Regions from separate parts of the Homo sapiens genome. Here region 2 is linked to region 1. Evidence: read pairs that join two places in POLR2A ChIA-PET (ENCODE). Cell type or tissue: GM12878. All regions are shown on one strand. Each heading gives the region's core, and the rest is flanking DNA. Links, peaks and the distances in the headings are about the cores only.

Region 1 (7,684 bases), core at 2,113-6,112:
GAGGGGGGAGGGGGGAGGGACAGCATTAGGAGATATACCTAATGCTAAATGACGAGTTAATGGGTGCAGCACACCAGCATGGCACATGTATACATATGCAACTAACCTGCACATTGTGCACATGTAACCTAAAACTTAAAGTATAATAATAATAAAATAAAATAAAAAAAAGGAGTATTGCATGGTCAGACTGTTCAGATCTCATGAATGCTCCCTGCTTCTCTATTCCTTCTTTGATTTGACATGTGCCAGGCCATGTATTCCAGTGGATTTCTGTACTTTCTACTTTATTCCAAAGGCTAAGCATTCCTGAAAGCCACAGAGGGAGTTGATGTGCTTAAGGAAAGAAGTATCGCTTAATGTGGCCAAAAACCGATTCCATTTCTGTACAAATGCAAGGAGTTTTTGCCAGGAGCCAGGGATTAATAGTCTAGAGGAAGGGACTAATTGTACACAGGAACAATATTTACTTTTATAATGGGAATAGTTTGAGACAGTGCATCTTCTAGACACAAACATTCAGTAGGAAGGGTTATGCATTAATTCTTTCATTTAATGAGCATTTTAAGCACCTATTATGTGCCAAATATCTTTTCGTAGCTCTACAACAGTGTTCACTTCTCAATCTTTTGCTACACCAGAGCGTTGGGACCATGCTCCCATTAATCACCCTGTCTCAAACAACATGCTTTACCTTCATTCGTTGATTTACTCATCCATTCCTTCTCATAGTTTTTAACCTCAAGAGCTCTGAGGTTCAGGGTGGAATAATATGGAGGGCCTTTGAGAGGCTAACTTTTGAACCAAATCTTCGAGGATGAACTAGGGTAGTGGCAGGTAGAAAACTGCCTTTATATTTAGCCTTCTTTGGTACCTGGTCATGGATTTCTTCTTCAAGCATGAATGGCATCAGTTGTCTGGGAGTGAGATACAGTGTTCGTATGCTGAGAAACAGATTAGGCCATTAAAAAAAAAGTTGTGGCCACGTGTGGTGGCTCACGCCTATAGTCCCAGCACTTTGGGAGGCCGAGGCAGGGGGATCACGAGGTCAGGAGATCGAGACCATCCTGGCTAATATGGCGAAACCCCGTCTCTAGTAAATATACAAAAAATTAGCCAGGTATGGTGGTGGGCGCCTGTAGTCCTAGCTACTCGGGAGGCTGAGGCAGGACAATCGCTTGAACCTGGGAGGCGGAGCTTGCAGTGAGCCGAGATCGTGCCACTGCTCTCCAGCCTGGGTGACAGAGCAAGACTCCGTCTCAAGAAAAAAAAAAAATAAGAAACTTGTAACTCCCTCTCTCTACTTGATGAAGTAGACATCAGGAAAGACTTTCTTATTCTGCTTTCCATTAAAAGCCATAACTTGGAAATTATTATTGATTGGGCTTGGTGTGGTGGCTTGCGCCTGTAATCCCAGTGACTTGGGAGGCTGAGGCAGGAGGATTGCCTAAGGTCAGAAGTTAAAGACCAGCCTGGGCAACATAGTGAGACCCTGTCTCAAAAGAAAATTTTTTTTTAAGTAGCCTAGCATGGTGATGCATACCTGTAGTCCCAGGTACTGGGGAAGCTGAGGTGGGAGAATCACTTGAGCCCAGCAGTTCAAGGCTGCAGTGATCTATGATTACACCACTGCCCTCCAGCCTCGGCAACAGAGCAAAACCTCATCTCTAAAAAATAAATAAAATAATATCTTAGGGGAAGTTGACAAAACATTAGAAATATTGTAGGGTTAGGTGCCTGTTGAGCCCCAGGATTTATTCCATTATTCACTCATATCTTCATGTATCCATTCAATAAATACTTATTAAAAGCCTACACCATGCAAGATAAAAGCCACATTCTACTGAGTATGCAATGATACACGGTATGGGGTTTCTGCTTTATGGAAACTAAAGGCCTACTAGAGGAATTCAGGAATTCCAGTGTGTACCAGCTCGGCTGTAACACAGTGAGGAAGAGATAGGAACCATGAACTAAGCGGTGAAAATGTGATGGGATTCAGAGGGGTCAGAGGTATTGGATACAGTGAGATTATTTTAAACGTTTAGGGTGTACGAGCAAGATGAGTAGGAGATTTCTTTAGGAAACATCTCCCTATGAAATAAAAGTTTATATAAAAGGAATAATAATTACAGTTGATATTTATGAATACTTAATCTGGGCCAGGGACTATACTTAGTACTTTTCATGCATTGTCTGATTAGGTCCTCACAACAGCCCTGTAAGGCAGGTATTGTACTTTCTTATATTTTATAGTTTGCACTATTGTGTGCTCCATGGTTATAGCAAAAGCTTTGTCTGTAAAAGGCCACAGGGATAGAAGGCAGAGAGGAAAGTAGATGTGTGATGCAGTATTAATTATTGAGCCAATAAAATCTCTCTAATTTAGATTTTTTAGGAGGAAGTCATTTTACATTTTACATTAATTTAATCTATATTGAGAGATCCTTCTAAGAAAATAAGTTGCATTACTTCAAGTATACATAGCCATATAAATTATTGACCAATTTTTTTTTTCCAATTCATAGACATTACTTTCCAGAAACTAGATAATGACCATTTGTTATCAGCACACTGACTGCAAAATGGATGATGAAGAAAGCCTGGGTTTTTTTTTTTTTTTTTTGAAAGCTTGGTAGTTCTTCTTGTGAATAAATTAAACACTTTCCTGACGATCCTGTTTGCATTATTGACTTATATGTACTGGCTCATATGTAGCTGCCCATGTATAATTCTCCCCACTCATTCTGAAGGGAGGGAAAAAAACGATTAAAAATTTCCCCTCCTTCTTTTTCCTGTTTTGAGATTATTTTTGCTCCCAGCAGAGGCGCGGAGGAGGGAGCTCTCAGAGCCCCATTCTGTTCCCTACCTACAGCATGAAGGATCCAGATAACCGCAGAATGAATGAGGTTTGAGCATTTGTTTTTGCTATAAGTAAGATGGTTTCCCATTAATAAAAGTGGCACTCAGTTTACTTTGTCTTCGCCAGACAGGCAAAGGGTAAATTAAGGTGGTTACCTGTGGTGTCCCAGCTCTTTCCCAAGGCTGGACTAGTGTGAGCCGAGAACCAGGCAGGACTCACTCACAGGTCCCTTTCTCTGCTACTTCTGCTCTGGTTTTATGCGAAGCCCTATTTCCCAGCTGCTTCGGGTAAACAAGGACTTCTGTGTTGAAATAATAACCACTTGGGCTGGGCGCGGTGGCTCACGCCTGTAATCCCAGCACTTTGGGAGGCCAAGGAGGGTGGAGCATCTGAGGTCAGGAGTTCGAGACCATCCTGGCCAACATGGCCAAACCCCATCTCTCCTAAAAATACAAAAAATTAGCCGGGCATGGTGGCAGGTGCCGTAGTTCCAGCTACTCGGGAGGCTGAGGCAGGAGAATCTCTTGAACCCAGGAGGCAGAGGTTGCAGTGAGCCGAGATCGCACCATTTCACTCCAGTCTGGGCGACAGAGTGAGACCCTGTCTCAAAAAAACCAAAAACAAACAAACAAAAAAACCACTTATTGTTTCACTGCCTAATATTAATTAATTGGCCAAATTTCTATTTTATTATATTCCATATATTTTAAAATAATTTCTTCTTCTGTTGTACAAACCAAGATAGAAGATAATTTGCCCAAGAACACAATTGGTAGGTATCCTAGCTAGGAAAGTGGGTGCTTCTGAAAATTATAAAAATGAAATGAGGTAATTTTCTGGGCCCTTGGTACAATGCCTGAGATGTCATATATACTCAGCTAATTATAAGTGACATTTTGTTCTAGAATCCAGTAGCTCAACTTTTAGTCCATTGTGCTGAACACAAATCTATAGATCCTTAAATTGTATACTTTTATTAATTTAATTTTAAAGAGCCAGAAAAATTGACTACATTGGAAACATTCCAGTCCACCAACATATTGAGTAGAAAGAAGGACAAAGGCCATATTCTCTTTCAGATGCTACAAATTGTGTATATTTTCAGTAAGCTGTGTCTGCTTAAGGAGGCATTACTGCATTCGGATAGATAAACTCAAATAAAAAGGCCTGAGTGAAGAGGCTCTACTGGGTTTAGCGTTTTTTTGTTGTTGTTGTTCAGTTTTGCATGTGTGTTTTTAAATCAGTTTATGGTTCATAAGCTGATGAAGCAGTGAGTACAAGTTTGAACTATGAGAAGCAGGTTTGAATAAGTCTAGACATTTGGTTATCTTCTGTCTAGCATTCATTTGTGTCGTGGGCGTCACACTCTGGGGATTAGTGTTTCATTATGCAGAAGCTGTTTTATCTTTAGCTTTCTTATAATAGCTTAAAGTGAATTCTGAGTGGAGAGAGAATGAAGGCCAGGCCTTAGTAACTGCAAGAATCATACCAAAATGGGTTGGATGGGTTTTAACAGTGACCGATAAGCATTACGACCTCACTCTCTGATAGTTCAGTTGGCTCGATGCTGTCTCATCACCTCATTTAGGGTACAATATGCTGAGGAACTGACCAAAGGTCCCTGAACAGTGAGAGATAGGGAAGAGCAGAAATCCGTTCCTGTACCAAGTGTCTAACACTTAATATAGGTGAGAGCTGGCGTGAGATTATCTGTGCTGTGGAAAAATGAGGACCTATCGATACCTCTAAGTATATAATCACTGCCGTGTCACATTTTAATTAGCTCCTTGAGGCTATAGAAAGAAGTTCGCTTCTTATCCTCCAAATTAAGCATCACTTTTACAAACAATCAATGTTCCATTTTCAAAACCCCAAGTAGAGCAATGTTTGATTTTCCTTACTTTCCAGCTTTGAGAATGTTTCATTTTTAGAAATATGTTATAGGAATGTAAAGTAACTCTTGTTTCCCCAAATAACCACCTCCTTATTATCTGTTCCCCTAAGCTGAATCCTTTCAAAGGAAATTTTGTCTTCAGGCTAAGTTTAGTGGCTGATGGAAATCAAAATTATATCAGGTGGGCCATTGCGTCAGTAAAAAAGCCCAGACCACCACCACACAGGATTTTTCTCCAGACACCCAAACATCATGTCACAAAGCTCAAAAAAGTAGTGATTAACATGCAGTGCTTTCAGGAGGCCCACATTGCCGATTCAGTCCCAGTATGGGCTCGTCAGTTTCACTTTCATTCATTCATTTATTTATTTATTCCCCCACCCATTGATTCACATTCACTCATCCATTCATTAAACATTTGCTGCACACAATATCACTGTTAGACAGACTTTCAGAAATGATTGGGTTCCTGTATTACAGACATGAGCCCACGGCACAAAGGTCAAACTAAGAGTAAGATGGATGTTTATAGCACAAGCCTATAACAAAAAGAATGGGTCCCGAGCCGCATCTTCTTCCAAATGCACAAACTATATTTGTACCTTAAAAAAAAAACAAAAACAGTGTTTCCTTTTGAGAGGCAGCATGGTATATGGGAAGAACACGGATTTAAGAACTAGACAGGCCTGGGTTTGAATTCTGCATCCATAATGTGCTAACTGTATCATTTCGAGGAAGTTCTTTTGAGTTTCAGTTTGTCTTTAAATAGAGTCATCATTTCTACTTTGTAGGGTTGTGTGAGGATTAAATATAAAATATGCAGCATAATGACTGGCACATTTAAACGAAGTGCTCAGCAAGTGCTATTTCCCTTCCCCTTTCTTCATTTCTAACATAGTTTGGGAATGGTTTAGGATGACTCTTTTTCTTCTTGTGAATAGATAGAGACCTCATCACCCTAACACTAGAAAACTATAGGACAGAGACCATACTTCTTGCTGTGGCCAGCCCTCATCCACTTTGATGATGCTTGCAGCTCCCAAGAGAGACAACAGCCCCCACGGCATGGCCAAGAGAGGAGCAAACTCTCTCCCCAAGGCAGTCACTCTGGGGATGCCATTGTTCCATTGCCAAACTCATGACCTTTGGGGAATTTGGAAATCTACTACTTTGTGGGGAGAAAAGGACAAAGAAAGTCAAGATTAAGCTTTATATGTAAAGGCCTTTTATTTTAATGGTGTTGAATTGAGTTTGGATTTTGCGTACCCTTCAAATTTCTTAGGGTGTGGGTGAGGGCATCCTAGGAGATTTAATTAGCTCCTTGAGCGGCACTGAAGTTTGCGACATTGAGGCACATTTTCTTCTATTGTCCATTGAAGTGGGGGAGCCTGGCAATGAAATTTCTGAGAAACTGACGCTGTTGCCGTGGATAGAATTGTATGGATATTTGAATTTAGTTTAGTCACTTGGTGGAGTTTTATTTTGTTGTTTGGTTTCTTTTGGAAAGAGAAAATTAGTATAGTATGAATCTGAGCAGTCTGGTTACATGCTTTAATGGGCCTCTGAGATAAAGCAGAAAAGGATGTAGTCTAGTAGTAACCCTTTAGATGATAAGGGACACGCAGGAGGCTGTCCAAGACAGTCTGTTAATCTTAATAGTCTCTCACTTGTTAAGACCTGATTTATTTCAAACTAAATTTCTTGTTTTGAGTTTCCGGGTGAAAGTTCTGGACTGAATCCCTAAAAACATGCACAACAAAGAAGAAGGCTTTTAGAAAGGTTTCTCCTATTGACAGGGTTCATATTCTATAGTTCACAATTCAGTGAATCAACATTTATATTAATTTCATCCGTTACAACCTCAGAATTTGCCTACAAGATCCAATGGCATTTTTACTGCCCTTATTTAGCAAGCCTATACAGTACTTCATGCACTTGGTCATGTCTTCAACTAATATTTATTGGGTGTCTTCCCTAAGCAAGATAGTGCGAGAGAGAGAGCTGAGTTAAAACATTCAAGATAACCTCAAGAAGCTGACAATCTACTAAGGGAGATAAGACATACATATTAATAAGAACAACTTAAACACAAAGGACAAGATGATATGTGGCATATCTTATCAATTAAATAATGTTGGACTTCAGAGGGTGAAGGAATTAGGCATGAAGGTATATCTCAACAGGGCTGTGAATGACTGGAAACAAGGTCTTCTCTCTTCACACTGTGAGCCAGCCACATCCATACTACGGTGACATTCATTTCTCCCCCAGGCCAGCTATGGGCAGAAGTTTAATTATCCTTGAACGTCTTCAATGATCCTCATCTTTGCCCTTGTTCCCTCTTTATCCTTTCTTTCTCCCCAATGTCTTAAATCCTGATGCAGCCAGGGAGATTTTTTTTTTTTAACCTTCAAGAAGGTAAAAAACTATGCCAGGGCAAAATGCCAGATCAATGTTGCTATTAATATAATCAGATATAAACTTTTTCCAGTTGGCACCAACAACCCTGGGCCTTCTCTGAGTACCACCTATAAACAGGGCTTCAATTTCCCATTTTTGCATACTTACTAATGTACTACAGATCTTGCACTGACTTTAATTCAATATCAATATTAAAGTCATATGAGGTAGTAGTAAATAGAGATAGCCATACCTTAGAGTCAATAAGACATAAAATTAGTTATGTTATTATTATTATTAATTATGCATAATATGTCATTTTCCTGAAGAGAACAGACTAATAGCTGATTTCAGCAAGCATCTTTAGGCTTTTGTTTTCAAATTATTTTACATCTTTTTCTTTTCTTTTCTTTTCTTTTTTTTTTTTTTTTTTTTGACACAGAGGTCTCACTCTGTCACCCAGGCTGGAGTGCCGTGGTGTGATCTCAGCTCACTGCAACCTCCGCCTCCCAGGTTCAAGCAATTCT
Region 2 (7,684 bases), core at 2,317-6,316, 280 kb before region 1:
TAAGGCTGACGTGTGTTTCCCAGTTTCTAATCGGAAAAGATAACATAATCTACAGTGTTGAAATAATTTAAACAAAGTAAATAACTGTGCTTTTACAACCATAATACGGTTTAGCCTTTCATTATTTTGTTACGTTCCTCATTAACATAGACATAATTTCTTTTAAAGAAGGGACAATTGTGACGAGCCTGGGCAACATGGTGAAACCCCACCTCCACTAAAATACAAAAAATTAGCTGGGCGTGGTGGCACACACCTGTAATCCCAGCTACTTGGGAGGCTGAGGCAGGAGAGTTGCTAGAACCAGGAGGCGGCGGAGCTTGCAGTGAGCCAAGATCACACCACTGCACTCCAGCCTGGCGACAGAGCGAGACTCCGTCTCTTAAAAAAAAAAAAAAAAGAAAAAAAAAAAAGAAGTGACAAAACTTACCCAGTAAACTAAATGTTAATTTCCTCTTCTCAGGAGCATAATACTAACTTACTCCTCTGTTTTTATATTTTTGAGTACTGATAATCGGATAGTGATATATTTGTGTTATTTTTTGTTCAAACAATTGAATTCATTCTTAGCAAGAACAAAAGTCTATTTGAAACATGTAGGCATCTTAGGTAGATTAAATTTTTCATTGTTTCAAGTTTTGACTTTTGTATTTCTGCACATTAGTGATCCTTGAAGATTAGGCAAGGCCAAGTTCTTTTGACTTTTATAATTAGTGTGTCGGAATCCCAGTTTTTCCTACCCTAGGGTGGACTGTATTTTTTACAATTAACTCTGTGAAGGGTGACTGGGGGTGGACTGGTGAGGAGAGGCTTCCAGTTACCAGAGAGCCTGTGACTTACTCTCTGTGCTTTTCCTAGGTCACCAATTTTCAAAGAATTTGAGTATAATTAAATACACTTCATAATAAACTAGGCTGAACATAATTTAATCTTTCCCTGAAGGTACTTCAGAGTCTTGGAGTGCTTTAGGGCCATGATGAGCATCAATTATGTTCTCACGGTGGGTGTGCAGAAGGAGGTAGTTAATAGAGTTCTGTTTGATCAAGTCCTGGGTGACTGGACATGTGTTCTGTTATGATTAGCAGTTCAGTGTCCAGGTTTTGGAACTGATGCTTAGTATTAAATTCTCAGGCAGGAGAGAATGGAATAGAGATTGACCTCTTTGGCTTTGAGAGGCTGAAAGTTGATGACGATAATTCACATGTACATGGTATATATAGCACTTTTTAGCTTCCAAAGCCCTTTCACATACCTTGTCTTCCATTGCTTGTTTCTTGTGATGTTCTGGAAAGGAAGCAAGGCCGCTGGTATCCCATTTTTACAGATGAGGACAGTGGAGCTCAGGAAGCTTGAGGGACTTGCCTAAGCTCATACAGTAGATCAATGGCGGAGACCACTGGACTTCAAATTCAGTGCTCTTTTTAGTATTTCAAAGGATACTAAACATTTGCTCACATCTCTGATGTTCTTTGTGCTGTATGTGTAGTAACTCATTTAATCCTCACAGTGGCCCTGTTAGTAGGTAGATATCAGTTCTTCTGGTACTATTACGATTCTCATCTTCAGAGCTGAGGCCACTGAGAGGCACAGAGAAGTTAGGGCATGCACTAGTGAGTGGCGGAGCTGAAATCTGAACTTAGAGCTTTGGCTCCAGAGCCCATGCACTCCACCATTATGCTACATGGCTACTCAGTGTACAGATACACTGAGCTTAAGTAGAGGAGAAAGCTTATCTATCCATATCTTCCCATCTGCAAAGACCTCTGCCTGTATGGGAGGTCTGGGCTCGTTCTGACTAAGGTTTTGAACCCAGATCTGCCAATTTGAGATCTTGGGCCCATTACTTAGCCTGAGCTTCAGTTTCCACATCTCTAAAGTGAAAATATAGAACATGGAATGTACCTGTAAGAACACAATGGAATACAGGTAAAGTGCCCAGCACACTGCTTATTCCTTAGCCTTCATGTTTTAGAAAGTGGTTGCTATTGTTTTTGTTGTTGGTGGTGGCGGTAGTGGTCTTCTTCTTATTATTATTTATATATTTACAATGGCCAAAATTATATGAAATGTTTTCCAAAAATTAGGTATTTGTACCCTTCATATGAATGTGTGTGTTAATTGGGTATAATTGTCTTTCTTGAGTCTTTAAAATAGACAAATCTTTTGATTACATTTGTTAATATTATTGTACCTACCTATATCTGACTTGACTTACAATTTTACTTCATTAAATACATAGCAAGTCATCTGAGAACCCAAAGTAATCATACAGATTACTTGCCATATAGTTAATTTGTGACTGTGATATGGCTGCTAAGGTAGAGGTTTGAATTTAAAAGCACAAAGAAAAATGTTTACTTCAATGGTTACAAATAGATTAATCATATAAAGTACATATTTGCAGAGTCTCGCTCAGTCGCCCAGGCTGGAGTGCAGTGGCATGATCTCGGCTCACTGCAACCTCCGCCTCCCAGGTTCAAGCAATTCTACTGTCTCAGCCTCCTGAGTAGCTGGGACTACAGGTGCGTGCCACCACGCCCGGTGTATTTTTAGTAGAGATGAGGTTTCACCATATTGGCCAGGCTGGTCTCGAACTCCTGATGTCAGGTGATCTGCCCGCCTCGGCCTCCCAAAGTGCTGGGATTACAGGCTTGAGCCACCACACCCGGCCTATTCTAAGGCTTGTTCTAAGGCTCACAGATGGCACCTTCTCTGTGTATCCTCACATGGTGGAAGAGGCAAAGCAGTTCCTGGGGGAGTTCTTTGATAAAGGTGCTAATTCCATTCAAGAGGGCACCTCCCAAGGGCTCCACTCCCTAATACTATCACGTGGGGAGTTAGGATTCGACATGTGAATTTTGGAGGCACACAGACATTCAGGCCAAGGCATAAACAGTGACCACTTTTGTTCTGTCTGTCCACACACTGCCTAGAGCTTCCATTTATTTCAACTACATTTGCTTTTTTCTTATTTATCTGTTCAGAGTATCTTCTCAGTGGCTATTTATTTACCACCCTTTAACATGTTTTCTTGACATTGTACTTCAGCCTGTATATGCTTTGCAACTCAGGAACTATGCTGGCTTAACTAATAGTACCTACTTAACAGGTGAAACTGACAGTAACAGCTTAATAGGTGCTTTCCATTTTTAACATACCTCAGCTTTTTATAAATACAAAAAACTCTCAATCTTTTAATGTGGTTTTAAATTTTAAACAGGTCTTCTTTCATTTTCCTTTACAGAAAACTGTAATACTGCATATGCATTTTCAAACTATGCATATTTCTTCTTCATTCCATGTGGAAGTTTTTATTCAGCCTTTCAGTAAATTTTACTTAGCTTGTCCCATGGATGCCGTAGGTGTAAGGAATATGATAGTGAACAAGACAGACAGAGCTCCTCCCCTCAGGGAGCTTTGCCATGATACACGATGATGACAATGATAAAAGGAGCAAATAATGATTTGGGACCTGATTCCAAAGGGATATTTCTGCGACACTTACAATGAAATTCCAACCTGGCACCATCTTTTTCACTGCAGAATGCATGAAGGTGGTTGCATCATGTCATTTCGACATGCATTTAAATGTAATGAAAGGCACAAGTAGTGATTGCAAACACTACAATAAGTTGCTTGTTGACTCTCTTACTGTCTTCCTTCTTATCTCCCTTTCTTCCTTTGTCTCATTCTCAGTTTTCAGAGCTTAGTCATTATTTCGTAATCCTCTCCTAAAATGAAATCTGGGGCTCTAAGGACAGGAGGCACAGGTTGTGTTTGAACAGCATCATCGTGCTTTATGAAGGGGATTGGAGGGGAGATTCTGCCCCACAGTATGGTCAGGTCTCGCTCCAGGCAGCACTGACTACATTGGTGCTGGTTGGGTAACTGTGGCTCGGCAGGTCACTCTCCCTCTTTCCACCTCCGTTTTCTCATTATTAGTAGAAGTCGAAATAGCATGGTTTTCTAAGGCCTCTGCCAATCTACAATTCTGTGATTCATATGTTCCTAAACACTTGAGTTACTTTTTCTCAATAAATGGAAATATATTTTCCAATGAGGCTGGAAATACATTTTCCAATTATCCTCTCCCCTGGTTTATAACATATCATCAATGTGTTGGGACTTCTAACACTGCTTCTGCTGTAAGCCCATCAAGAGGTTAATTACCTTTGAAGAATGAGGAACTGCTGGAAAAGAACTGTAAAACCTTCAAGAGAACTTTGGAGTTAATCCCTCTGGTAATAGGAATCAATGTCACTCACACATCTAGTTGCCAGTGGAGGAGGAATAACAGCACTGGGCCAAGTAGACTTGAAGGAAGGCAGGTTGCTGATAGAGTGGAGAGCTGAAGATTCTGAATCAAGCTCATCATGACTCTCTTCCTCCTCTTTGAGGCTACCCAATCAGAGCAAAAACAGTATTTTAAAAAACCTCAACTGGATGAGCCTGATGCAGTGGTGTGCTCATGCAGTCCCAGCCAAAGGGTCACTTGAGCAGAGGAGTTCAAGGCCAACTTGGGCAACATAGTGAGACCCCGTCTCTAAGACAAATAATAAACATCAAAATTAAAATTAAAAAAAACCCAACCCAGTGTTCCCTTCAGAATCCTGAGTGGTTTGTTTCATCTTCCTCTATTCTGGCTTGTGTCATCTTCCTCTCTTGTAATGGATAAAAACTCCAAATGAAGACAAAAATGAGGAATTTGTCAAAAAAATTGAATTGCCAACAAAAGCCATCTTTGGTTGATCAAACGGTACAGACGTTTCAGTTAGACAAGAGGGCTAAGTTTCTGAGACCCATTGTACAGGATTATTAATATTATTCATTTTTAGCCCTCATAATAAGGTATTATAAATGTCAAGATTGCTAAAAGAATACGTTTTTAAATGTCTTCATTATAAAAAATAAGTATGTGAGGTGATGGACATATTAATCAGCTTAATATAATCATTTTATAGTATATGTAGCTATATCAAAACATCACATTATAACCCATAACTACATGCAATTATTATTTGTCAATTAAAAATACAAATCTAGGCCAAGGTGGGAGGATCCCTTGAGCCCAGGAGTTTGACAGCAGCTTGGGCAACATAGGGAGACTCCATCTCTACAAAAAAAAAAAAAAGAAAAAAAAAAGAAAAAAAAAGGAAGGAAAAAAAAGAAAAAATTGACTGGGTGTGGTGGCTCTTGCCTGTAGTCTCAGCTGCTCGGGAGCTGAGGTGGGAGGATCCCATGGGCCCAGGAGTTTGTGGCTGTAGTGAGCTATGATCATGCCACTGCGCTCTAGCCTGAGCAAGAGAGTGATACCCTGTCTCAAAAGTAAAAACTTACAACAATATAAAAAATAAAAATTTAAATTATAAAAAGCCATCTTCTTTCCCACTCCTTCCCATTTTGATACAACAGTCCCAGACCCCAGACTTGCTTTCCTCATGAGTCATGCAGACTCAAGTATTGCAGTTCCAAAACACTGCCTGACTCACCAGCTCCATCCAAAAGAGTATGTATTGTCTTCATATGCCAGATAGGAAATTCCTGCTGCATATAGGAAAAGCAGTGTGTTTAAATACATGGACACACACACACATACACACACACAGAGTACACATATACACATCTGCATATACACGTACACATATGCGCACATATTCATACTATATATGTACATACACATGCAATACACATGTATACACACCACACACACACATACACACACATGCATCTCCAAGTCTATTTCCATGCTTTTTTTCAGTAAAGCACCTAGACAAAGGAGAGAGATGTCTAATCAGGTTTTGGTGGTTGTCAGGGATATCATAAATGAGAATCTCAAGTTACTAAACTTGATTTCACAAAATAGTTTATTGGTAGTTTTAGAATGGCATTGCATTTTAGGCAGCCCCAATTGTAAATAAGTGAGCCGGGTAAAAGCAGATTGGATGTCACCCAGAATATTTTCTGGAAAGGGGACATACACAAAATTCTCTCTTTGCACAATTACCCTGTTTTGGGTTTGCAATATTATGTTGAGCAAGGCTGGCTATTTTCCACCAACAGGATGTTACAGCTTGTCAAAAGTTATTCAACCTATAGTGTTAAGCAGGTACTTCATCATTACTGAATTTGGTTGATGCTCTATGGAGAAAGCCAAAGTTAGGAGTTTTGTCTGTCATTGAGGTAGAGACCCTCAACTAGGGAAGCTTTGAACTGTTCATCCAGCTGGTATTCTGTACCACCTTGCCTCTGGAGTTGAGCTTAGAACCCTACTTCCATTTTTTCTGTCACTTCAGGGCTGTTTCAACTATTGTTTCTTCATTTACTTATATCAAGTGTGTTTTCTCAATTCATAAGCATGGGAGACCCCAAGAGACAGATATCGCATTAGTCCTTTTTTGTTTGTTTAGCAGGAAGGTTTTTAAGTAAAGCTCCTAAATGATATGTCTCATTCTCATGGAAATTCATCAATATTGTTTTACTGTCTCCTATCTGGTTACTTTTTATTTTAGGTAACCACTGTGATACAATATACACAAGTCCCTGGATCATGAAAATAAATTGAAGAGCTAATGTTAATAGTAAGTTCTCAACCAGGGGTTATGCTGGAACCCAGGATACATAACCCACAGGAGGGCCCTCCGTGAACTCAGTTTTCATGGAATTGTCCCATACCTTCACAGGTAGAAGCATGGCTATGTTAAAAGTGGCCAATGAAAGTATAGTTTCTTTATGCCTTATACTTTGTTTGGTGAGGATTTCTGCCAGAGGTGTTTGTTTCCTTTAGTTTTCTGGTTGCTATGATTTTATACAGCTTTGGTGACCTCTATGAGTACCAGATAAAGTTAGGTATGATAAAGGCACAAAAAGACCGTAGAAGCCATTTGTATTCTAAATATAAATATACAGACTAAATTTGTATGCATTTGTGTCTTCATTCTTCACGGTGCTGTATCCTCCGTGTGTGTGTGTGTGTGTGTGTGTGTGTGTGTGTGTGTATTTCTTCTTTGATTCCAGGCTGCTTATACGAAAATGCTGATTCATAGTGTCACTGTCTTTTCTTTTTCCTGCGAAATTCTAAATCCGTTTCTAAACTTTTTCTACAACTCTGAGTTTAATCTCTCTAAAGTTTTTTTTTTTCCCTCTTGCGGACACAAGGCACTTTGCTTTGTTTATGCTAATAAATGTCAGACTAGCCCCCAAAAATTAGAAGAAATGCCAGTAATTTCAAAGGGCTCTTGAGCATGATTTTTTTTCCTGTTTCTTAATACATTGTACTTTTCAGAGTTTAAGTTTAGGTGCATGTAGGTGGTATTAGAAGATTCTTAGATTTTATTGGTAGCATCCAGACAATCTTGTCATCACCCGATATATATCACCTCTATGTGGTAGACCCTTGTGGAAATTTTCTCATCACGAAAGTCGAAAGTTTAATTTTGGAGAGGAAGAGGTTTTTCAGATACATTAAATAGGTTTTGCTACAATAAGGTGAGATGGTACTTTCAATTGAGCATTTCTCATATACTAGCAAGCAGACAGCTTGGCCTCCTGGTTGTAATTACATGCCAATGGCTTGGTGCTTTTTATTTTAGAAGTTGAGTTCATCCTGAATTCTCTGAGCATATGGAGTAGTGCACTCTGATTGTTCCCATTAAGATTGTAATTCCATCCAAGGCTTATAGTGTCA

Evidence for each region. Peaks named below come from ENCODE experiments on the same cell type or tissue, not always from the same donor. Only the 100,000 strongest peaks of a DNase experiment are listed, where the experiment ranks them.
Region 2: POLR2A ChIA-PET joins it to region 1 with 6 read pairs; 3 of 35 experiments call an interaction of 5 or more read pairs at or near these places.

The regions. Positions count from the first base shown.
Region 1 is chr6:16,411,034-16,418,717 of GRCh38, reverse strand. All of the region lies in intron 6 of ATXN1 (ataxin 1), which reads left to right. Among named protein-coding and RNA genes, the nearest start is that of GMPR, 180 kb to the right of the region's middle. RefSeq lists an enhancer at 4,415-4,604. In GM12878, for the core only: no CTCF peak of the experiment used is centred there; DNase peaks (open chromatin) are centred at 4,241, 4,446 and 5,171; H3K4me3 peaks cover 1,979 bases; H3K27ac peaks cover 3,167 bases.
Region 2 is chr6:16,686,969-16,694,652 of GRCh38, reverse strand. All of the region lies in intron 2 of ATXN1 (ataxin 1), which reads left to right. Among named protein-coding and RNA genes, the nearest start is that of ATXN1-AS1, 70 kb to the left of the region's middle. In GM12878, for the core only: no CTCF peak of the experiment used is centred there; a DNase peak (open chromatin) is centred at 3,924; H3K4me3 peaks cover 470 bases; H3K27ac peaks cover 1,328 bases.